Linked DNA regions of Homo sapiens: region 2 is linked to region 1. Evidence: chromatin loops called from intact Hi-C (ENCODE). Cell type or tissue: pancreas. All regions are shown on one strand. Links, peaks and the distances in the headings refer to the core of each region. The heading gives the core; the rest is flanking DNA.

Evidence for each region. Hi-C counts contacts between places; a loop is a spot of excess contacts. Peaks named below come from ENCODE experiments on the same cell type or tissue, not always from the same donor. Only the 100,000 strongest peaks of a DNase experiment are listed, where the experiment ranks them.
Region 2: it touches region 1 in a loop (1.8-fold over the local background); 28 of 110 quality-filtered maps call a loop at or near these places.

The regions. Positions count from the first base shown.
Region 1 is chr19:15,259,394-15,267,393 of GRCh38, forward strand. It overlaps BRD4 (bromodomain containing 4), which reads right to left. Exons shown (of 20, transcript NM_001379291.1): 5 at 5,961-6,250; 6 at 5,011-5,373; 7 at 4,027-4,155. Among named protein-coding and RNA genes, the nearest start is that of EPHX3, 31 kb to the left of the region's middle. RefSeq lists a silencer at 3,112-3,290 and enhancers at 4,305-4,804, 5,976-6,476. In pancreas, for the core only: a CTCF peak has its summit at 4,840 (motif pointing right); DNase peaks (open chromatin) are centred at 2,818, 4,828, 5,274, 6,668 and 2 weaker places; H3K27ac peaks cover 3,702 bases.
Region 2 is chr19:15,305,944-15,322,847 of GRCh38, forward strand. All of the region lies in intron 1 of BRD4 (bromodomain containing 4), which reads right to left. Among named protein-coding and RNA genes, the nearest start is that of BRD4, 18 kb to the right of the region's middle. In pancreas, for the core only: no CTCF peak of the experiment used is centred there; no DNase peak of the experiment used is centred there; H3K27ac peaks cover 420 bases.

The DNA of each region.
Region 1 (8,000 bases), core at 1-8,000:
TTGGGTAAATGCTGGGGTGGGGGTGTGTGGCATTCACTCTGAGGCCTCCTTCCATTCCCTGGGTGCTCATGGCCCTGGCTCTCCAAAGGCCCCAACAACAAAGAGCAAAAAATACAAGACACAAAGTCAGCTAAGATGAGAAACTAACATTGGTGGGACTGGGAACTGCCAGCTTCCTGGCGTGTCCAGTTGTGTGACCCTGTCATCCTTCCCTGTCTCTTGGATGTGAGAACTCTTGTTGTAGCCTGAGTGGGGGGCATCCTGGGAAACCCACAAGCCAGTGGGCCCAGGGCTGCTGTAGGAAAACCTTGCTGTGTGGCTTCAACAGTCACAAGTCTCCAAGTACCAGCTTGATGGTAGACAGGAATGACGAGCTCCCTGTTCAAGGAGCTCAGTCTAGCTGGAAACAGAAAGGTGAATGAACACATGGGCAGCAAGGGGTTGCCATGAACTGGAAGTGTGCTGAGACCTAAGAGTGAAAAGAACACAGTCAGGGGTGCTATGGGGCCAGCAAGAGGACAGTAAAGCCCAATTCAAGATGCACCGAGGCAAGCCTCTCACAAGGGAGGATGGTGATGGTGAGGGGTAGCAGGCACCAGCACCCGCCAGGGAACACCGAGTGCAGGCATTCTGTTGGGCTGACAGTCTCTTGAGACCCAGCTGAGGCCCAGCCCCCTGCCCGGCATCCCACAGACCTACACCTCACTCCTCTGGAGGTCTGGGTCTGAGGTCATGCTTCTCAGTTTCAGCACACCTCACTGGTTTCAGACAAGTATCTCAGCTGTCAGGCTGTGGAACACAGGTTTTCTCAATGACCCGAGAATTTAGAGGCTCAGAGAGAAAAATAAAGTGGCTCCTTTTCCAAGTAACTTTCCAGATAATCCCACTTCTTGGGCCCAGCCAAATTAAGAGACCCAATTAAGCAGGTCCCAATAGCTCCTGAAGAAGTGAGCAAGGGCTGGAAGCTTTGTCCCTCCCCTTCCCTGATGGAGAATTTGCTCTCTACCTGCTGATGCAGAGAAAGTAGAGAGAAGTAAGAAAAACAAAGCCTGAAATGCCACAAACACAACTGCCCACTGAAGAGAAGCCTGCTCTGGAACCCTCCACCATCAACTCTGTTGCTCAAACAGAAACACCTCTACCAAGCACTGGCAGAGAGGTGTCCCTCCCAAGGGCAGGCGAAACAGGCTGGGCCAGAGGCAGCCCACCTACAGCACCCCCCACCCCTTGCCTGCACTAGGCCCCCTTGAGATTGAGGCCTGTGTCCACTCCAGTCCGGCACCTGGAGCCCGTGTGTAGGAAGAAACTCTACTGCTGCAGTGTCTGTGGTGTGACAGACATCCAGTGGCCTTGGTAAACTCTACATTCAGGCAGGCTTACTCCCCTCTCAGAAGGAGAAAAATGCAAAAAAAAAAAAAAAAACCACTTAAAACCCAAAAATCTTTGTTGGAGAAAATCTGCGAAAAGGAGGTGGCTCCAGGGTGTCAGGAGAGGACAGAAAAAATGAGACAAAAATGAGGAAGGAAGGGCTAGAACACATCAGAGGGTGCTTTTTCTTTTCTTTCTCTTAGTAAAGTAGCTCAAAACAGTCACCTTTGGTGCTGGAAGAGAATTTGTTTCTGCTGAGTTCTTCCTATGAGAGTAGATGAAGGGCATGGGTATCAATGTGAGCAGTGTGGGCAAAAGCTGCGCCCCTGTCTTCTCAAGAGAGTGGGAGAGAGGGAGCGGTGGAGGAGTTGAAGGCACCAATCTGAGGGCGCCACTGCCACCGGGTGGCCCTGAACAAAAACTGCATTGAAATTAAAAAGTCTGGCCGGGCACGGTGGCTCACGCCTGTAATTCCAGCACTTTGGGAGGCCCAGGCAGGCAGATCATGAGGTCAGAAGTTCAAGACCAGCCTGACCAATCGGCAAAACCCCCTCTCTACTAAAAAACAAAAATTAGCTGGGCGTGGTGGCGTGCGCCTGTAATCCCAGCTACTCAGGAGGCTGAGGCAGGAGAACTGCTTGAACCAGGAGGCGGAGGTTGCAGTGAGCTGAGGTCGTGCCACTGCACTCCAGCCTGGGCGACAGAAAGAGACTCCATCTCAAAAAAAAAAGAAAGAAAGAAAGAAAGAAATTAAAAAGCCTGAACTCCTTCAAGGATGGGAAATGCAAACATGAATGATGAAGGGGCAATGTTGTTTGTGAAGAAGGCACACAGACAACACCAAAGTGAAGAGAGGGCAACAATTCCCCAAGTCACAGAAAATAAAACTAAGAAACAGGCCAGGTGCCGTGGCTCATGCCTGTAATCCTGGTAGTATGGGAGGCTGAAGCAGGTGGATCACCTAAGCCCAGGAGTTTGAGACCAGCCTGGGCAATACAGTGACATGCCATCTCTACCAAAATACAAAAATTAGCCAGGCATGGTGGCACACGCTTGCTGTCCTACCTGAGAGGCTCAATTGAGCACAGCAGGTTGAGGCTACAGTAAGCAGAATGACACCCCGTTTCCAAAAATAAATAAATAAAAAAAAGTAGAAATAAAAAGCTCCAAGCCTGAGCATGCATTTAAATAACAAGAGCCACATCCACACTAGTAAGAAAGAGACCAACAAACTTCACAAGGGAAGTGTTTATCCTACCTCAAGAGTTTGAGCACATGTCCTCTGAACCCAAGGCAGCCCCTGATCCACAGAGAATAGGAGAGACAGTGCCTTAGGTCCAGTGGGAGCAGGTACGGGCTGCTATGCTGGGGAGTCTAGGACAACATGAGAACTAGTGCAGCTGGGAGGCAGGCAGGCAGTGGGGCTCTGCCTGGCACCGATCCACAGGTCACCAAAGGCTTTCCAAGTCCTCACTTCTGCCCTGGAAGCAGATGGCTGCGACAGCCAGGTGTGCAGAAGCCCGCTGAGGCCTACAATGAGCACATCAGCACCTCATGATGGCTCTGACCCTGAGAACAGAAGCAACCCATGGCCTTGGGGAGAAGATGCTGGGAATTTTTATGATCATTTATCTACAGTCTTAAAGAATTTAAAAAAGAAGATGAGTCTCTAATCCCAGCACTCTGAGAGTCCGAGGCAGGTGGATCACTTAAGCCCAGGGGTTCCAGACCAGCCTGTGCAACATGGCAAAACCCATCTCTTTAAAAAAAAAAAAAAAAAAGAAAAAAAAAAAGAAAATAAACGAGGCAAAATTAGCTGGGCATGGTGGTGCAAGCCTGTAGTCCTAGATACTCGGGAGGCTGAGGTGGGAGGATCGCTTGAACCTGGAAGGCAGAGGCTGCCGTGAGCTATGACTGTGCCACTACACTCCAGCCTGGGTGACAGAACGAGACCCTGTCTCCAATAATTAAAACAAAAAAAATAGAAAAGATGATGATGATAGTACTAAATATTGACTTTATTCTCCAAAATTTTTAACCCAATCTTATTATTCAAAGAAAGTCATTTTTTAAACTTAGGTATTTTTCCTTTTTTAAAAAAATTAAGTTTACACATCTATGCTGTAACCTCCCCTCCCCGCCCACACGTGTACTTCACACTGTGCACCACCCAGGCTCTCAACTTGAAGGAAGTGACCCAGGACCCCCAATCAGAATTGTGGCCATGTGGAAACAACCACTCTGCAGCTAGAAGGCTCTTACGGCTCTGGTGGAGGGATGTCCACAGTGCAGATGTCCTCAGCTCACGACTGTGACAGCGACTTCTCGGCAAGAGTGCCCCCCACCCCCAACCCACTTGAGACAGGTGTGTTTTGTAGAAGAGACTGGGCCATGCACAGCACACACCCGGTCTTCCAGCCAAAAGCAAATGAGTGCTGGTGGAGGGGGCTTGCAGTGGAACACCCACTCTGCTTTAATTGAATAACCCCAACTTAAAATGTATGCACTAGGCTGACTTTAGGCACTTTTCTAAAGCAACATGGCATTATCCCAAGGAAAGTGACAGAAAAAAAAACTCTGCCAAGGCCCACAGAAGTCTGCTCCCACGAGGACCTCAGCCTGCTCTGCTGAGGGTGGCTGCGCCCTCCCAAGCCTCACCTGGAGCTTGCGGGCCATGGCCACCACCTCATGGTCAGGAGGGTTGTACTTATAGCAGTTGGAGAACATCAATCGGACGTCAGCACCAAACTCCTGAGCATCACGGTACTCACGGGCCTCCAGTTTAGACTGGAAAACAAGACAAGTCCCTGTTAGCTGTGTCTGCCCATGTGACCATGGAGAAGTGGCTGGCAGCAGACGAAAGGGATGCCTAGAAGAGCAAGTTGGTTTCTTGGCTCTCAGTTTGGTCAAGACTCTAGTGGGGGGACAGGCCATCACCCCAGTTCTCAGCCTCAGGGCTGGGACTGGCCCTGCCAACATCCCAGCTCACCTGCCTGGCTCGCAGGCAGGTGGACTCAGAACCCACAGGAGGCGGAGCCTGAGCCAGAAATGACGGGGAGAACTGATGGAGAGGGCTGGGCCCAGCTCATCGTGATGACACAGTACAGGAGCTGGTCAAAGGGACACAGCACTGTTCCCTGCTCTGCCTGCCCCATGCTTGGGACTCCACTCCCAGAAGAAGAAACACGTAACAAGTCTTAAAACTAAAAAAGCCTCAAAACACTATGGTGAAAATGTCGGCACTTACAGCGTGCCTCCAACACAGAGGAGACAGCAAGGCCTTCTCCACCACAAAGAGGCTGGCAAGGCCGCCAAGCCCCAACTCCCATGGAGCATCTACTGTGTGGGCAAGGTACCTGGGGCACTGGGCCCCCAAGGCCAGAGGGCTTGTCTTGCTTTTCCTCAGACTAGGGGAAGGGGCAGCACAGGCATCTGTAGCCACAATGGCCAAGCACCAGGTCTCAGAGCACGTCCCACAGCAGACAGCAGGGGGCGCTGAGTTTCTTCGAGTTGGCGGGAAAAATCCACGCAGCCACCGTTCCAGGGCCTGGGCTTCCTCTTGGACTAAAAGGTCTAGGAAGGTTCTGATGTGGAGGGACAGCCTGCCCACCTTGTCCCTTCCCTCAGGCACATCCCGCTAACCTTGATTGTGCTCATGTCCATGGGGTGCTTGATGATGTCACAGTAGTCGTGTAGGCCCAGTGCCTCCACGTCCACAGGCTTGTAGAAGGGCCAGGCGTAGGCGGCGTGCTTCTTGGCAAACATCTCCTTGAGGATGCCGCTGCAGCACTTGAGCTGCTCCGAGACCTTGCTGCTCTTCTCTGGTGCTGGGTGCTGCTGAGAGTCGGGCACGTCCTTCTTTGGAGGTTTCACAGGCCGGCTGCTCTCCCGCCGCTGGCCCAGCTTGGTGGTCTTGGGCTCCGGGGGCAGCGAGGGTGGCTCGTGAATGGGGTCAATGGTGGTGGGGGTGGTGGTGTCTGCTTTCCTCTTCACTCCCTTCTTTGTCTGCCAAGAACACGGACGCCAACAGGCACAGTCAGAAGTGGCAGCCGGCACAGCTGCCCTCAGGGTCACCCCCAAAGCCAGGCCCTGTCTTGGGGCCCATCGCTCACACAGAATGGACCCAAAGATAATTGCACAGGCAAAGGGCCAAGGACAGGCAGATCGTGTCCCACCACTCTGCTCTGCAGCTGGGACAGGACCTGCCTGTGGCAGGAGAAAGCATAAAACTGTGTGCTCACTTGGAAGCCAAGGGACCTCTGGAGGCTGCTTAGTACCTAACACCAGGGCCTCTCCCCAAGTGCCCAGGGGAGGCACAATTCAGAGACTATTTAGATGGCCCATCTGCAAATATGCACAGTCTAAATAAAAGAGGTGCAGGGGGCAGGAACCCACTAGGAGGTGTGACACAATTATGGGACCTTTGAGTCAGTGGGGCGGCTGTTTCTGGGCTGCAATTTCAACACAGCAAGATCTCCCCAGAAACACCCACCAGTGCCCGGGACCCAGGACAGGCTCTGTGTAAAGCACGGGCAAGGACAGGGCCGCTCTCCTCCCTGGTGAAGCAGCCCTCCAGAGTCCAGGAGACTCACCTTCACAGGCTGTGGGGTGGCCGCGATGATGGGTGGGTGGCTCTGTACGGGCTGGGGAGCTGGAGCGGGTGGGGGTTGTGGCTGGGGGGGCACTGGCGGGGGCGTCTGCAGTGGCTGGGGAGGCACCACTGTCATGACAGGGGTCTGGACGATGAGGTCCGGGGTGACGGCAGGGAAGGGGTGAGGCGTGGCCTGCACAGGAGGAGGATTCGGCTGAGGGGTCTGGGTCTGCGGAGGAGTCGATGCTTGAGTTGTGTTTGGTACCGTGGAAACGCCAGGTTTTGCTGTCCCTACAAATCATAATAAGACGGCGAGTTAGAGACCATGCTGACATCCACATGCTGGCTGACCTCGTGGGGACATACACCACACACAGTGAACGCACATTCGCGTGTTGCATTTGCCTGAGAGACGAACATCCCAGACTCCACTCTGCCAAACCCTTCCACCTGTCCCTGGGGCTCAAAGAACAGCAGAAAACCGCACTTCCCATTTCCTAGGGCGTCCTGGCTGCAACTCCCAACTCAGGCACAAAGACCCCTTCATGAAGCCTGGAGGCCCAGGCTCAAGGAGCAGGAAGCACATGCTGACAGGGGACAGAGAGCGGGAAAACACTCCTCAGAGCTTCCAGGCACAGCTGCCCTTGTTCCCAGAAGCACTGCCTTCTGAGTAAGAGCTTCTGGCAGGGAGCCGGCAGTAGCCGCCCTTGCCAAGGTTTCTGGAAACTGGCAGGCCCCCACCTCCTGGAACCACAGGGGGCAGCTGGACTGCTGCCCTTCATGACTGGCTCGAGCGCTGCCTCCCAGCAGCTGTGCAGGCAGTCCGAACACACAATGGTCACGTGGCACACCCAACCAGCTGCAAAAAGTGAGGGGTTATGGCCAGAGCTCTAACAAAACTGGGTGGACCAGGGTGAGAATGTCTAGGAGCATAACCTGGGTCACCACATCCTTCGTGTGCATGCTGGCTGCCATGAAAATGGACAAAGACACCCAGTGCCTTCATCTATCAGCTCAAGCAGCACCCATGTTCCCTGTGCATCTCAAGGAGCAAGGGTGAGATTCTGCTGAGTTTCCCAATTCTCCTTCCTCAGGCACAACTCCTGGGCTTCTCCCAGACTGGAATAGGAGATGCCACCACGTCTGTCTGCCCAGCGTGCAGCCCAAACCCCTGGTCCCAGGGAGTGAGGACCAATATCCTCATGTAAGGATAAGGGATGTGACTTACATGAGGATCAGGAATGTGATCTGATAGGTACAAGAGCCACAGGGTGACACGTGAGACTAGTTCTCCTTGGTTACCTTTGGGTGCAGCAGGGGATGTAGCAACCCCCTTTCTGCCACCACTTCAGAACAGCATGGGAGGCCAGGTGAAAGGCTGCTGCTCAGAGAAGCAAACAACTCACACTCAGGGACCACCTCGCAAATGTCACCCTTCTGCAGCATGGAGTTGCAAAGGACAAGATGTAGCCAGTAGCTGCTGGAGAGTTTCCTAGACAGAATCATTTCCTAGAGTGGGCAGCTCTGCCAGCTGGCCCCTGGAACCCTGTGTCAGTTGGGGGTGGTGACAGGCAGAGATGGATGAGGAGGGCTTTCACTTCAGATGACTGAGCATCAGAAGCAGGGATAACTCTGACACCAGTGCATTAAGGTAATTCCAATCACAAACCTCAAAGTTTAGAACTGAGATGTTAGTTAAAATGATTTCTGGTCATGTTAATGTCCTTAAAATGGAAAAGTAAAAACCACCTATGATACTGGCAGGGTGAAGTGTTCAACAAACGTCAAAGTGCTTTGAGAAGTTACACTTTCCTTTTACCCTAAGTCCATCACCTACCCTCAGAAAAGGCAGGGCCCAATTATTTCTGCTTAGAAGAGGCCACAGGGCCACATGACCCTATGGGATGGATCCAACACCAAACCCAATCTCACATGTCCAAACACCAACACGGCATGCAGTATATAATGTCACATCCTCCTGCCACTCCCAGCCCCCCACCAAACTTGGAAAAGGGACAAAGGTCGGGGAGAAAGCCAATTT
Region 2 (16,904 bases), core at 4,363-12,362, 51 kb after region 1:
TCTTTCCTTAAACCTCATGAACCAACCTCTGCTGGCTTCAAACTTTTCTTCTGCAGCTTTCTCACCTCTTTCAGCCTCCAAAGAATTGAATAGAGTTACTACGGCCTTGCTAGATTAGGCTTTGGCTTAAGGGAATATTGCAGCTGACCTGATCTATCCAGACCACTACAACTTTCTCCATGTCAGCAATAAGGTTGTTTCACTTTCTTATCACTCAGGCATTCACTGGAGTCACACTTTTAATTTCCTTCGAGAACTCCTTTGCATTCACAATCTGGCTAACTCTCTGGCTTAAGCAGCCTAGCTTTTGGCTTTCAAAATATGTTATTGGCCTTTTAGCGTTGTTAAAGGGTATTGCTCTGTCATCCAGGCTGGAGTGCAGTGGCATGATCACAGCTCGCTGCAGCCTCAACCTCCTAGGCTCAAGCAATCCTCCCATCTCAGCCTCCCAAGTAGCTGGGACCACAGGCGTGTGCCACCATGCCTGGCTACTTTTTCCATTTTTTTTATGAAGACGAGGCCTCACTATGTTGCCCAGGCTGGTCTCAAACTCTTGTCCTCAAGCGATCCTCCCACCTACGCCTGCCAAAAAATGCTAGGATTACAGGCATGAACCCCACGCCTGGCCATTTTTAGCTTCTGACTTGGTGTGAGAGACGCGAGACCCTTCCTTTCATCTGAACACTTTAAAGGCTATTATAGGGTTATTAACCGGCCTAATTTTAAGACAGTTGTGTCTCAAGGAATAGAGAGGTCTGAGGAGAGGAAAAGAGATGGGAAATAGTCAGTAGCTGGAGCAGTCAGAACACAAACATTTATAGACTGAATTCACCTTCTTAGATGGACATGGTTTGTGGTTCCCCAAAACTATGATAATGACACCCAAAATCACTGATCACGAATCATAACAGATATAATAGTCTGAAACGTTGGTCACATTACCAAAATGTGACACAGAGATGAAGTGAGCACACGCTGTTGGAAAAATGGCACTGATAAAAGACTTGCTCAATGCAGGGTCACCACAAATTCTCAATTTGTAAATAAAAAAACCGCAATTATCTGCAAAGCACAATAAAACGAGGTATACCTATACATGCAACAAACACAAAACCGGTAAACTCAAAATTCAGGATGGGCAAGGAAATGAAGTAGGGAAAGGAACACACACAGGAAGCAGAGGTGACTGAACTGGTCAGGCCAAGTCTCCTCAAGTTGAGTGACACAAATCAGAATCACTCAAAATTGAAAGGCTAACCAAAACACTGCACCGTCAATCACCTACAGCACCTTCAGTGAAGTAAGAGCGCTGCAGGGTGGGTAGGAGCAATTCCCTCTGCTGTGCTTGACCCTCATCAGTAACAAGCAGAGCTAACTCTGACAGGTGGATGGAGTGCTTCTGCTACCCAATCTCACTGACAGGGAAACAGGATCAAAGATTAAGCAACCTGCTCCAGATCACTGCCAATGTCTCCAAATTCCAGTGGGTGAATGTCCATTTTGAGCTTCAGTACCACTAGTCACAGTGGTACTCATCTGTGCACCTGCTTAGGTAGTATATTCCATTTTCAGCAAGTTCTAATTGCCCATATAAAACACATCAGAGGTACAGAGATCTTTAAGCACAAAATGCAACACTGAGTCTATCTCATGCCCTTTCCAGGACAAGACAATGCCAAAAAGGAAAAAAGCCTGGGCGCGGAAGTGAGCACCTATAGTCCCAACTACTTGAGAGGCTGAGGAGGGAAGAGGATGTCCTGAGCCCAGGAGTTCTGGGCTATATTGCATGGTGCCAATCAGGTGGCCGCACTACGTTTGGCATCAGTGTGGTGACCTCCAAGGAGTGGGTACTACCAGATTGCCTAAGAAGGGGTGAACCAGCCCAGGTCGGCCAGATGTGGTGGCTCACACTTGTAATCCCAGCATTTTGGGAGGCCCTGGCGGGCGGATCGCTTGAGGCCGGGAGTTCGAGACCAGCCTGGCCAACAAGGCAAAACCCCAACTATATTAAAATACAAACATTAACTGGGCATGGTGGCGGGCATCTGTAATCTCAGCTACTCAGGAGGCTGTGGCACAAGAACTGCTTGAACCCGGGAAACAGGCTGCAGTGAGCCAAGACTGTGCCACTGCACTCCAGCCTGCACAAAAGAGTGAGTGAGACTCCGTCTCAAAAAAAAAAAAAAAAAAAAAGTTGCGGGGCCGGGGGGGGGGGGGGGGGTGGGTCGCGTAGTGAAGAAAAAAAAGAAAGGGGGCAAGTCAAAACTCCCATACCTATCAGCAGTGGGGTCATGCATGTGACTCACCACTGTACTCCAGCCTGGGCAACACAGTGGAGACCTCGTCTCTTAAAACGGTAGGTTGGCTGGGCGCGGTGGCTCACCCCTGTAATCCCAGCACTTTGGGAGGCCCAGGCGGGTGAATTACGATGTCAGGAGTTCGAGAGCAGACTGGCCAATGTGGTGAAACCCTGTCTCTACTAAAAATACAAAAATTAGCTGGGTGTGGTGGCGTGCACCTGTAGTCCCAGCTACTCAGGAGGCTGAGGCAGAACAATCGCTTGAACCCAGGAAGCGGACGTTGCAGTGAGCCAAGATTGCGCCACTGCACTCCCGCCTGGGCAACAGAGCGAGAGTCTACCTAAAAAAAAAAAAAAGTAATAGTATAAGCTGTGACACTGGATGAAGAAAGTGGCAAAAATAAAAATTTGTAAGAAAAAAATTGAGGACATAAATTTTTAAAAAGGGGGCAAAAAACATAAGCTGAAACTCCTTAAACTTTAAACATCTGGGCTGGGCGCGGTGGCTCAAACTTGTAATACCAGCACTTTGGGAGGCCGAGGCGGGAGGATCACGAGGTCAGGAGTTTGAAACCAGCCTGCCCAGCATGGTGAAACCCCGTCTCTACTAAAAATACAAAAAATTAGCCGGGCATGGTGGCACACGACTGTAGCCCCAGCTACTTGGGAGCCTGAGGCAGGAGAATTGCTTCAACCCAGCAGGTGAAGGTTGCAGTGAGCCAAGATTGCACCACTGCACTCCAGCCTGGGAGACAGAGCAAGACTCCATCTCAACAAACAAACAAACAAACAAACAAAAATAAAAACTTTAGGGCCGGGTGCGGTGGCTCACACCTGTAATCCCAGCACTTTGGGAGGCTGAGGCGAGCAGATCACAAGGTCAGATCAAGACCATCCTGGCTAACACGGCGAAACCCCATCTCTACTAAAAATACAAAAAATTAGCCAGGCGTGGTGGTGGGCGCCTGTAATCCCAGCTACTCGGGAGGCTGAGGCAGGAGAATGGCATGAACCCAGGAGGTGGAGCTTGCAGTGAGCAGAGCAGAGATTGTGCCACTGTACTCCAGCCTGGGCGACAGAGCAAGACTCCACCTCCAAAAAAAAAAAAAAAAAACCAACAAACTGTCAATCTCTGGTAGGTTTAAAAGGAATCTTTGCTATCATCTAAAAGACAAACAACAATTGTCGGCAAAGATGTGGAGAAACTGGAACCCTCATATGTCCAGCAATGTAAAATGGGGCAGCCACTGTAAAACAGTCTGGCAGTTCCTCCAAAAGGTTAAAACATAAATAATGAATGTCCCAGAAATTCCTCCCCTACGCATATGCCAAGAGAAAGGGAAACATTTCTACATAAAAAGTGTGTGTGGGCACTCACAGAGGTATTATTCATAAGAGCCAAAAACTAGAAACCAAAATATCCATGAACTGATGAACGGATAGTGTCATTTCTAAGGATACAACCAGATTTTCTGAAATTGGGGGTAGGGGAGGGGAATCAAAGATGTTTCCTTCTCAAGGAGCAAACCGGGTAGTGTGGCAATCAATTCTGAGGCTCCATGCTGCCCTTCCAAGGACTGAGGTACTGTACCCAAGAATCACTGTGCCGGAGTGAAGGACAAAGCAATCAAGTCATCCAGGCACAAGTCACAGAACACTGAGTGCGGAGAGAGGCAGAGCTTGCCAATCTGGCTTCACCGGGGGCTCCTCTCACCTGTTCTCTGTCTGCTCAAGAGTTGGTAAGCACCCTCGCACTTAAAACATTCCAAAACCCAAGCTTTTGTGGTTACATTCTGAGGCAATGCATAGAGAAATGTTAATTCTGTGAGCCTTTTCAAGGTGACATCAAGACAGAAACTACTTGCTGTGGAAATCATTGTACAAAGTGGGTAGGAGTGAGAAGCCCACTGATAGGATGAGTCCCCTGGGAGCTGATGAAAGGGTGAGATCCAATCCATTTTTAAACAGTCCTTTTTTTTTTTTTTTTTTGAAAGAGAGTCTCACTTTGTTGACCAAGCTGAAGTGCAATGGCGTGATCTCAGCTCACTGCAACCTCCGCCTCCTGGGTGACTGGAACTATAGGAGCATGGCACCATGTCCGGCTGATTTTTGGATTCCCCCCCCCCCCCCCCCCCCCCGAAGGAGTCTCACTCTGTGGCCCAGGCTGGAGTGCAGTGGCGCGATCTAGGCTCACTGCAAGCTCCGCCTCCCGGGTTCACGCCATTCTCCTGCCTCAGCTTCCTCAGTAGCTGGGACTACAGGTGCCCACCACCACGCCTGGCTAATTTCTTCTATTTTGAGTCGAGACAGGACTTCACCGTGTTAGCCAGGAGGTCTCAATCTCCTGACCTCGTGATCCGCCCGCCTCGGCCTCCCAAAGTACTGGGATTACAGGCGTGAGCCACCGCGCCTGGCCAATTTTTATAGTTTTTATTAGAGACGGGGTTTCACCATACTGGCCAGGCTGGTCTCAAACTCCTGATCTCAGGTGATCCACCTGCCTCGGCCTCCCAAAGTGCTAGGATTACAGGCATGAGCCACCGTGCCTGGCCTTAAACAGTCCTTTAGGCAGTCCTGAAAGACACCTGGCTGCACCACTGTTTGAACCATCTCCCGTACCTTTGTGCCTACTCTTCACCGATGCCCAATATCCATCCCCAAAATCAGTTTCCGTGTGGAGGCAGGATATGGGGAATTTAAAGCCCCTCAGCAGGCTTCCGCACCCACGTTCTTAGTTCTAACATGTGTTCAAAAAGTAAGCAAGATGGCCAGGAGCAGGGGCTCATGCCTGTAATCCCAGCACTTTGGGAGGCCGAGGCAGGTGGATCCCTTGAGGCCAGGAGTTTGAGACCAGCATGGCCAACATGGCGAAACCCTGTCTGTATTAAAAATACAAAAATTAGCCAGGCATGGTGGCAAGGGGCCTGTAGTCCCAGCTACTTGAGAGGCTGAGGCACGAGAATTGCTTGAGCACAGGAGGCGGAGGTTGCGGTGAGTCGAGATCGTGCCACTGCACTCCAGCCTGGGCAACAGAGCGAAACTCTGTCTCAAAAAAAAACAAAAAAACAAAAAACAGTAGGCAGGTGGATATTTGCACACTCATGTTCACTGCTGTATTATTCACAACAGCCAAGAGGTGGAAGCAACCCAACTCCATCAACAAAGGAGTGGAATTCTGACATGCTACAACACGGATGGACCTGGAGAACAGGTTATTATGCTTAGTGAAGTAAGCCAGTAACAAAATTCTAAATACTGTCTGAATCGGCCAGGTGCAGTGGCTCACGCCTGTAATCCCAGTACTTTGGGAGGCAGAGGTGGGTGGATCACCTGAGATCAGGAGTTCAAGACCAACCTGGCCAACATGATGAAACCCTGTCTCTACTAAAAATACATTAAAAAAAAAAAAATTAGCCAGGCATGGTGGCGGGTGCCTGTAATCCCAGCTACTTGAGAGGCTGAGGCAGGAGAATCACTTGAACCCGGGAGGCAGACATTGCAGTAAGCCAACATCGCGCCATTGCACTCCAGCCTGGGCAACAAGAATGAAACTCCATCTCAAACAAACAAACGAAAAATACTCAACAAACAAAAAATACTGTCTGATTCTACTTATATGAATAACTATGGTAGTCAAACTCATAGAAACAGAAAGTAGAAGACTGGCTGCCACAGGCTGGGAGAAAGAAGGAAAAGGAAGTTATTCGAAGGATACAGTGTCAGCTTTGCAAGATGAAAACTTTCTAGTGATCTGCTGCACGACAATATGCATATAGTTTACACTGTAAAATGGTTAGGATGTTGCATTTTATGTTTTGAAACACATGCGTGTGCATGTAGGCAAATGGGTTCAGCCGACATTCCTCAATACTAACATGGGAAAATGCCCTCACAGGGCTGGGTCAAATGAAATGCCACACAAAGCAAGTGTTCAATAAACACCTACTACTAATAAAAGCAAGCATCGGCCAGGCACAGTAGCTTGTAGCTCCCATTTGTAATCCCTGCAGTTTGAGCGGCCAAGACAGGCACATTGCTTGAACTCAGGAGTTCAAGGCCAGCCTGGGCAATGTGGTGAGACCCCATCTCTACTAAAAGTACAAAAAAGGGGCCAGGTGCGGTGGCTCACACCTGTAATCCCAGCACTCTGGGAGGCCGAGGCGGGCAGATCACCTGAGATCAGGAGTTCAAGACCAGCCTGGCCATGGTGAAACCCCGTCTCTACTAAAAATACAAAAAATTAGCTGGGCGTGGTGGTGTGCGCCTGTAATCCCAGCTACTCAGGAGGCTGAGGCAGGAGAATTGCTTGAACGCGGGAGGCGGAAGTTGCAGTGAGCCGAGATCGCACCATTGCACTCCAGCCTGGGCAACAGGAGTGAAAATCCGTCAAATCAAACAACAACCAAAAACAGGCTGTGCACGGTGGCTCACATCTGCAATCCTAGAACTTTGGGAGGCTGAGGTAGGTGAACCACCTGAGGTCAGGAGTTCTAGACCAGCCTGGCCAACATGGGGAAACCCCATCTCTACTAAAAATACAAAATTAGCCGGGCGTGGGGGCGCGTGCCTGTAATTCCAGCTACCCCAGAGGCTGAGGCAAGAGAATTGCTTAGAAGCCGGGAGGCAGAAGTTGCAGTGAGCGGAGGTCATGTCATTGCACTCCAGCCTGGGTGACAGAGCGAGACTCTCAAAACAAAACAAAGATGTCAGGCGTAGCTACTCAGGAGACTGAGGTGAGAGGATAGCTTGAGACTGGAGGGTGGAGGTTGCCATGAGCCAAGACTGTGCCACTGCACTCCAGCTTGGATGAGGGAGACCCTGTCTTCAAAAAAAAAAGTGTGAATTGTGGCCGGGCACGGTGGCTCACGCCCGTAATCCCACCACTTTGGGAGGCTGAGGCGGGCGGATCACGAGGTCAGGAGATCGAGACCATCCTGGCTAACACGGTGAAACCCCGTCTCTCTACTCAAAATACAAAAAATTAGCCGGGCGTGGTGGCGGACAGCTAGAGTCCCAGCTACTTGGGAGGCCGAGGCAGGAGAATGGTGTGAATCCGGAAGGCGGAGCTTGCCGTAAGCCAATATCGTGCCACTTCACTCCAGCCTGGGCAACAAAGCAAGACTCCATCTTTAAAAAAAAAAAAAAAAAAAGGCCGAGCGGTGGCTCATGCCTGTAATCCCAGCACTTTGGGAGGCCGAGGCGGGTGGATCATCTGAGGTCAGGAGTTCAAGACTAAGCCTGGCTGACATGGTGAAACCCTGTCTCTACTAAAAATACAAAAAAATTTGCCGGGCGTGGTGGTGGGTGCCTGTAATCCCAGCTGCTCAGGAGGCTGAGGCAGGAGAATTGCTTGAACCCGGCAGGCGGAGGTTGCAGTGAGCCGAGATTGCGCACTGCACTCCAGCCTGGGCAACAAGAGCAAAACTCCATCTCAAAAAAAGTGTGAATGTAATGATTTAGTAAGAACTGTTTAATGTATTAATATTTATATTTCATAATCTGTAATCATGGAGTAAAAGCCAAGCAGGCTGCATCACTTGCCCTGCAGTCTCCTAGCACATGAACTAATGGGCAGGCAGGAGGGTGTGCATCATCCACCTTGCTTACCGCTGACCTCCAGCACCCAGACAATCCCTGGCACTCAGCACAAGTAACTGCTCAATAACCAGAAACATCAAGTGCTTGCCGGAAAAACTCCATGATGAGGGAGAGGGAAGATTACACAGACCAAATTTAAGAATCTCTGCCTTAGGAACTCAGGGGCTATCCTGCCTGAACCATCGATAGGGGATATTTTCAAGTCACCTCAACCACTGCTTGACTCACTCCAGGTGGACCCACCACTGGCACCTTCTAGTACCACAGCTCAGCCTTGAGTATGTGCTTGAACTTTCGTTCGCACTTCACATTTTCCACACACAAATATAATGTGCCAAAATGAGCCAGTCCTGCTCCCAAAACCCTGCTCACAAAATGGAGGACGTGAGGGTGTGGACGCATAGAATGAATGAAATGAAAGATGTCAGACAAAGCAAATTCCAAAGAGAAGTGGGAAATTTTCTAGCCTCCAAGAACAGAGGACAAAACTATTAAACATGATACTTATCTAGGTCACTAGAGTTCACTCTAGGACACATTGTTTTGGAAAGAAAAGCCCTTCACCATTCCCCAGATTAAAGCAAATTCACTAATCTGTGTTCTTACTACACAGGGGCCTGGCTTTCTCAAGTCTGGGACCCTGCTGGGACTCTTATTTCCGACGTCCTATTGGGAGGAGCCCTCACATCCATCCTCCTGGAGATGCCCAATGCCCCCAAGTCTGGTCTAGATCCACCCTTGCATTCCAGGCTTGCACATCCAACCGCTTCAATGACAGCATCCATGAGGATGTCGACAAGCTCCACATGGTCAAGGAACTAAAGTGACCCCATTTTCTCTAAAACCTGTCAAAACAGGGTGACAACAGCCCTACTGAGTGTTCCAAGCCCCCTTCAAAGGCCCACTTACCACAGGGGACAGTGGCTACCAGGCTGGATAACCCAGCTGCAGAACAGTCCCAACACTGCAGAAAGTCCCCCTGGACAGCACTGCTTTGGAAATTGGGTAATACACTGTAAAATAAGTAAGGTCTAGACCAGACCTTGGAAGATGGAGGAAATGGAGTTTGGGGGGATGTCTGGAAGAAGAATCAAATGAACGGAATGAGGCAACAGTGTGTCACAGAACCCAGGAGCCCAGGGTGCTACATGACAGGAGTGTAGGTCTTATCCTATATGCAGTGCGGTTTCAGGGTAGCATAATCATGCTGTAGTCATCTATTCTATTTTGATTGTGTACTTTTCAACTAGCTTACTAGTAGCACTGTGCGTGGAGTTTAACCACTTCTACCATTTTCTCTGGACTGGCTTTGTTTTTTTTTTCCCCCCACAGGTATTCAGAGCCAATTTCCTACTGAATGAGATCACGTGTCATTTTACGAAGTCAAAGAAAAGATGTAAAAGTAAAATCCTTCAGGGCACACCTGTTAAATGAATCACCACCTTTCTAGCACAGGGGTATTAGGATCTTGTGCAACAATCACCACCGGAGACATTAGGATCCCTGAAACACCTGCCTCACTCACTGTCATGTCTGCAGTGAATGCAGAACAGTGTCTGATTACCAAGTACATCCAGCACACGCATTGGACATGGATGTTGACCGAGTTCCACTTGGTGTGCCTGAGGCAGGCAGGAAATTCTCTTGGAAACAGAATCCTTAAGGGGATTGGGGGGGGGAAGCACCCATGAGCTAGAACTCAATTCTACCCTACAGTAAGCAGCACTTCAAGGGCCGGGCATGGTGGCTCACGCCTGTAATCCCAGCATGTTGGGAGGACCAGGCACGTGAATCACTTGAGATCAGAAGTTAAAGACCAGTCTGAAAATATAGTGAAGCCTCATCTCCACTAAAAATACAAAAAAACCAGCCGGGCGTGGTGGCCGGCGCCTGTAGTCCCAGCTACTTGGGAGGCTGAGGCATGAGAATCACTTGAACCCGGGAGGTGGAAGCTGCAGTGAGCTGAGATCACACCACTGCACTCCAGCCTGGGTGACTCTGTCTCAAAAAAAAGCACCTCAAGACCGAGAAGCGGCCGGGCGCCATGGCTCATGCCTGTAATCCTAGCACTTTGGGAGGCCGAGGCGGGCGGATCACGAGGTCAGGAGATCAAGACCATCCTGGTCTAACTCGATGAAACCCCATCTCTACTAAAAATACAAAAAATTAGCCGGGCGTAGTGGCGGGCGCCTGTGGTCCCAGCTACTTGGGAGGCCGAGGCAGAAGAATGGCGTGAACCCGGGAGGCAGAGCTTGCAGTGAGCCGAGATCGCGCCACTGCACTCCAGACTGGGCGACAGAGCGAGACACCGTCTCAAAAAAAAAAAAAAAAAAAAAAAAAGACTGAGAAGCTCACCATAATCCTGAAAGAGTATCCAGTTCACACCATAATTTTAACAAGCCTGGGGCACCTGGACTAAAGACACACTCCAGTTTACTTACTTCCCCCCAACCATCCCGCTTCTATATTCCCAGACTTGCTCTGAGTAGCAAAAGGATAAATGGAAGTGAAGGCCCGGAGCGGTGGATCACCTGAGATCAGGAGTTCGAGACCAGCCTGGCCAACGTGGTGAAACCCTGTCTCTAATAAAAATACAAAAAAACAGTCGGGCATGGTGGCGCATGCCTGTAATCCCAGCAACTCAGGAGGCTGAGGCAGGAGAATCACCTGAACCTGGGAGACGGAGGTTGCAGTGAGCTGAGACCACACCATTCCATTCCAGCCTGGGCAACAAGAGCCAAACTCCATCTCAAAAAAAAAGAAAAAGAAAAAGAAAAAATAGAAGTGAAACCAAATCAAGGCAACTTGGTTCTCTAGCGGAAACTTTTTGAAGATGAGGTTAAATTCCACTCTTGTGAATGTCTTCATGAGAAACTCCTCAGGAGGGAAGCACTGTTTTTACTGACCAGATGTCTGGGTGAAAAGGAGACCTGTCCAGTCAGCATTCTGCATCCCTCTTCTGATCATCCCCTCACACTGGTGAGCACCTCCAAGGGACAGGTACTTGCTTTCAGACCTGTCCAGGTCTCTTTCCAAACCTCTGCTGTCCTCATTGAAGAACCAGACTCAATGCTAGCCCCCTTCCTATGCTCCCAGTTGGAAGGTCTCCTCCCTCTCAGGCTGCCTTGCCTGGACATCTTGGAAAGCACTTCTGAGCTCTACCCTGTGCTCACTACGTATCATCCAAACCATCTGAGTTCACTGAGAACAAAGCTGAATATGGTGGACTCCCACAGCTTATGCCACAGCAGACAAGAGCTAGTGGGCTCTGGACACAAGTGCTCCAAGTACTTACCAACTCTGTGACCCTGCAACCCTGCCCAAGTGACAGCTCTCCAAGCACCACCTTCCGTATCTGCAAACCGGGATGATACTAGTGCCCAGTGTATATGGTTGTTTTCTGAGGACTTAAGGAATGCGTAGAGGCTTAGAAATATTCGCTAAAACAGAACAATCAGCAGCAGTGTGCTCAAGCTCAGGGTCTGGGGAGGGCAATGTGGCAGTGAAGTGACCAAGTCTGCAGCTCCCTACAGCATCATGGTTGACACAGAAACTGGACTGATGGATGTCTGGCTCCACCACTTTAAAACAGGCATGCAGTAAGCAATAGAAAAAAATTAAGGAAGATGTCAAGCATCCAGTCAGAAAATGTAGTTTTATACTTTACAGGGAAGCCTATTCATAGGCAGCTATTTGCTACAAACCCTGAACTTTTCAGAGTCAACAAAGATAAGGACTGCTTTAAGGTGAACAATGGGAGTGGGGGGTGGTGGGCAAGGGGTGGTGGTGGTGGTGGTGGTGGTCAGGAAGGTCAGGGGAAAGAGACACAGGCCAGAAAGGGTAAACCAGCTCTCACAAGTGCAAAGGACATCAGTTACCAGAGCAGACAGGCCTAAAGACTGAGGATAAGCAAGCTGCAGGCAGCATGCTACGCAACTCAAAAGGGCCCAATAGAGAGACCGCTCTAACACTGGTAATTTAAAACTGCATTCCTGGGATTACAGATAGCTGAGCTATTATTTTGAAAAAGATGAACACGAAGGTGGTATTATTTCCAGGCAGCTAATCTGTCAGCTGAATGGTTTCCTACTGTCAAAAGGAAAACATATGAAGAGTCTCATACACACACAACTCTATTACTTGGCAGCTTTTTATAACTGAAAGTGCTTCAGAGCCAAGTAATTTTTAATGAAGATTACAAATGAAAACAACCTACACACAGATAGCACCACCTTTCACAGAACTCTTTCACGCACATGATCTTATTTCTCTTAATTACAAAATAGAAAGGGGAAACTGCTTAAGTTACAAAAATCATGCCTGTACAGTAAGACTGCAATTCAACTGAGCAGAGAAATGGGATTAATAAAAGCCAAGACCAATGGTACATGAATGAGGGAAAACATCCATTGGCACATACAAGTTTAATCTTCAAACTATAGAGATTGGGGCGGGGGGGTGAAGGAGTCTGTAATAGGTGCTATTCTTAGAAGTAATAAGAGTTCTTTTCCATCCTCTGACTCAACTCTGCCCCAATTACAGAAGTATGAATTATTCAAGTTTATGGTATTATATTTCCTATTCCTTCCACCAGACAAGGATGTGAGGAGAAAGAGAGTGGCACTGTGTACACTGCTTGGTGTAGCATGTCGATATCCCTAAACGTAAGCATGTCATGCTGAAGAATGGTAGTTTCCCACAAGCTTTCTTCCTCAATCTGCAGGTTCCAGTGCATGCGTAAGCAAATGTCCCGCAGCACAGGGCACACATTAAGCCACGTAAGGGACCACAGCATAAATCTTGTAAGCCTACCCACATCCAACACTACCACATAAATAATGAGGCTGGCTAGGAACCATTCAGTTACCTTCTGGAGCAAAGGCTCCATACCAACAGCAAATCATGGAGACAGTTTACAAACAGCAGCAGCTTCAGTGTAGAGCCCTAGTTCCAAGACCCTCATCTGCGGCCTTTGCAACAGACCCATTCTGGTACATTCTCAAATTCCTTATCCCCAGGAAAGAGCACAGGCTGACAAAGTTGGGGGCACAGGGGCCCTGGGAAGGTTCACATCACTGTTGACACGTTACCTGACAACTCTGTGAAACCTCTGGAGGATTTTTGCAAGGACAAACCAAAATGGGTGATCCACCCTGTTTCCAAGTCATAAAGTTGTAAATGTCTAGAAAAGTAAGATACATGTGAAAACCAGCCTGGCACAGTGGCTCACCTGTGTAATCCCAGCAGTCTGGGAGACAAAGAAGGCAGGAGGCTTGCTCAAGTTCAGGAGTTCAAGACCAGCCTGGGCAACATAGTGTGACCTCGTCCCTTCAAAAAATAAAAAAAAGGCTGGGAGCGGTGCCTCACACCTGTAATCTCAGAACTCTGGGAGGCCAAGGTGGGCAGATCACTTGAGCCCAGGAGTTGCAGCCTGGGAAACATGGTGAAACCCCATCTCCACAAAAATACAAAAAATTAGCTGGGCATGGTGGCTCACACCTGTAGTCCCAGCTACCTGGGAGGCTGAAGTAGGAGGATCACCTAGGCCAGGAGGCCGATGCTACAGTGAATGACTGCACTCCAGCCTGGATGACAAAGTGAGACCTCGTACCAAAAAATAAAAATAAGCTAGGCATGGTGACACACACCTGTAGTTGCAGCTACTCAGCAGGCTGAGGTGGGAGGATCACTTAAACCTGGGAGGTCAAAGCTGCAGTGAGCCAAGATCATGCCACTGCACTCCAGCCTGGGCAACAGAGCAAGACCCTGTCTTAAAAAATAAAAATAAAAAGTATTCAAAACCATCAAGAGGCAGGGTGAAGTGGCTCCGCCTGTAATCCCAGCACTTTAGGAGGCCTAAGCAGATGAACTGCTTAAGCCCAGGACTCCAGACCAGCCTGCCTAAGCAACATGGTGAAACCCCGTCTCTACAAAAAAATACCAAAATTAGATGAGTGTGGTGGCCCACACCTGTAGCCCAGTTACTTAGGAAGCTGAGGTGGGAGGATTACCTGAGTTTGGGGAGGCTGAGACTACAGTTAGCTGTGATCATGCCACTGCACTACGGCCTGGGCAACACAGTGAGACTCTACCTCCAAAACAAAACAAAACAAAAAAGCCATCAATAGCCCTTTAACCAACATCGTAATAAATTTTTCTTCCACAGAGTAAAATCAGGAAATTCATTCTGGTACCTGGTCTTTAGAGTTCAATGTTTATGCCTATGTGCATTTTTGTGGAGAGAGGATCCAAAGCATCTGTAGCATACTCAAGGAGACCTCCAGCCTCCTCTTAAGGAGTGATGATCTAGAGAGAAGCAGGGTCAGTCCCATTCTTAGCCACTAGACTCAATTATTTTGTGTCTCCTAAAGGAATAATATTTCCAACAGTGAGAACTGTAGGAAAACGATTATTACAGTAGAACTTAACACTTGTTTTTGATTATGGAAATCTGAGGAGGCTTTTCGTAATGCTTGAGGAATGCCAAGCAGCAGACTACGAGAACTTGAGTATGGAAATAGCTTAGCAAATAGCAAAATTACAACTGTACCTTTTGCAGGCACGGAAGATAGATGAATCCAGTCTCCTGAACTAACAATAGTTACTAGTAATAACAATATACCATACAGATTACATAAGTTATATAAATAACAACTTGTTATTTATATGGAAGAGAGACCTAATGTGATAAACACAATTTCAATCTTGTAAGCATTTATTTAAACTTTATATCTACCTGGTCTCTTATCCAAGATTTTCCTGAACACTTTAAGCTGGTCTCACTCCTGTGCTCCCTTCAGGGCTGTTTTCCCGCCAAACTGGATCATTCAGCCCACCCAAGTAACTCCTGAGACTTGGCTTGACTTCTCCCAGAGCTCCTTCTATGCCTGACACAGGTAAGATACACAGTGTCTTTCATTTCATCTTCTACGAAAATATTTGGGATACACACATCCTTAACTATCTTCATTCTACCCTTTGTGAGTAACTCAATTCTGAACTGTTTTCCACTAATTCTGGTTTACAAACTAGTATGGAAACCTCCTTTCAGCCATCCATAATTTCTTGCTCCAAGTTCGGGGGTACATTTTACTTTTAGTATAGGACTCTGGGCCAGGCATAGTGGCTCACGCCTGTAATCCCAACACTTTGGGAGGCCAAGGCGGATGGATCACCTGAGGTCAGGAGTTTGAGACCAGCCTGGCCAACGGGGTGAAACCCTGCCCCTACTAAAAATACAAAAACTAGCCGGGCATGGTGGCGCATGCCTCTAATCCCAGCTACTCGGGAGGCTGAGGCAGGAGAATTGCTTGACCCAGGAGGCAGTGAGCCGAGATGGTGCCACTGCACTCCAGCCTGGGCGAAAGAGCGAGACTCCATCAAGAAAGAATGGGAAAGGGAAAGGAAAGAAAGGAAAGAAAACAAAGAAAAAAGAAAAAGAGAAAGAAGGAAGGAAGGAAGGGAAAGAGGGAGGGGACTCTGTCCATTGGACAAAGCATCCCATCTAGCATGCCTCTTATCAACAAGCGAGATGCTGCTGGAGCTACCACTTGGGTTGAGGGAATGGAGGGCAGAGACCAGCTACAGGCGCCATGCTTGAGGCAAGCCAGTTAAGCATTCCCATTCTGCACATGGTCAGAGATGGGCAATGATCCAACCTAGAATCCACTGCCATCAGAAAGCACTACTGGGAAGACTCACTCTTGACCTTGAGGTCAGAACATTAGTGATAAAGAACAAGTACTGAAGTCATTGTGGAGCCCTTAGATTCAACTACTCTTGAGCCTCATGTTGCATCAGGCAACAAACTCCCTTCTGTTTCAGCTAATTTTGTTTATTTATACCAGAGAAAGACATAAGTAATACAACCATTTCCTCACAGTCATCTGAATAAAGTTAGGAGAATAACATCTGAGAATAATCGACAAGTAGCTTACCACACATGCACACAAATGACACTCTACATACTTCTTGTTTCACCTGTGGCAAACTACTAGACCTTCACCACTCCATGCTTCTCCAACTTCCCTCACCCTACCCCCTACAAAGCTTCTAAAACACAGTGGGTACAGGGAAGAAACGAAACTAAAGATCCATGCTTTCACCTGCTACTAGAAAGCATATCCAGGACAGTCATCATTGGGCAAATGACAAAGAAACAGATCACAAAATGGCACATACATACACACACACACAAATCAAGGTATTCACAATTGCCATCAAGTAGCATGGAAACCAATGTAATTCAACTCCTCTGACATGACCCCCCCATAAGAAACACATTTTATCATGTACACAACACCTAAGATCAAAGCAAAGGTTTTATGAAATATCCTTGAAAATTGTGACACCCTCTGACATTTCCCTTTTCTCCCCTATACACCAATTGCAATCCACCATATTTGTTTCATGACCCATGGTTTTGTTTTGTTTTGTTTTGTTTTCTTCTGAGATGGAGTCTCGCTCTGTCGCCCAGGCTGGAGTGCAGTGACACGATCTCGGCTCACTGCAAGCTCCGCCTCCCGGGTTCACGCCATTCTCCTCCCTCAAGCCATGCCATGACCCATGGTTTTAAAAACACAAAGAAAGCCAGGCGCAGTGGCTCACGCCTGTAATCCCAGCACTTTGGGAGGCCGAGGCGGGTGGATCACGAGGTCAGGAGATCGAGAGCATCCTGGCTAACACGGTGAAACCCCGTCTCTACTAAAACATACAAAAAAAAAAAAAATTAGCCAGGCGTGGTGGCGGGCGCCTGTAGTCCCAGCACTTTGGGAGGCCGAGGCAGGCAGATCACGAGGTCAGGAGATCAAGACCATCCTGGTTAACACAGTGAAACCCCATCTCTACTAAAAAATACAAAAAAAAAAAAAAAAAAAATTAGCCAGGCATGGTGGCAGGTGCCTGTAGTCCCAGCTACTTGGGAGGCTGAAGCAGGAGAATAGCGTGAACCTGGGAGGCAGAGCTTGCAGTGAGCTGAGACTGCGCCACTGCACTCTAGCCTGGGAGA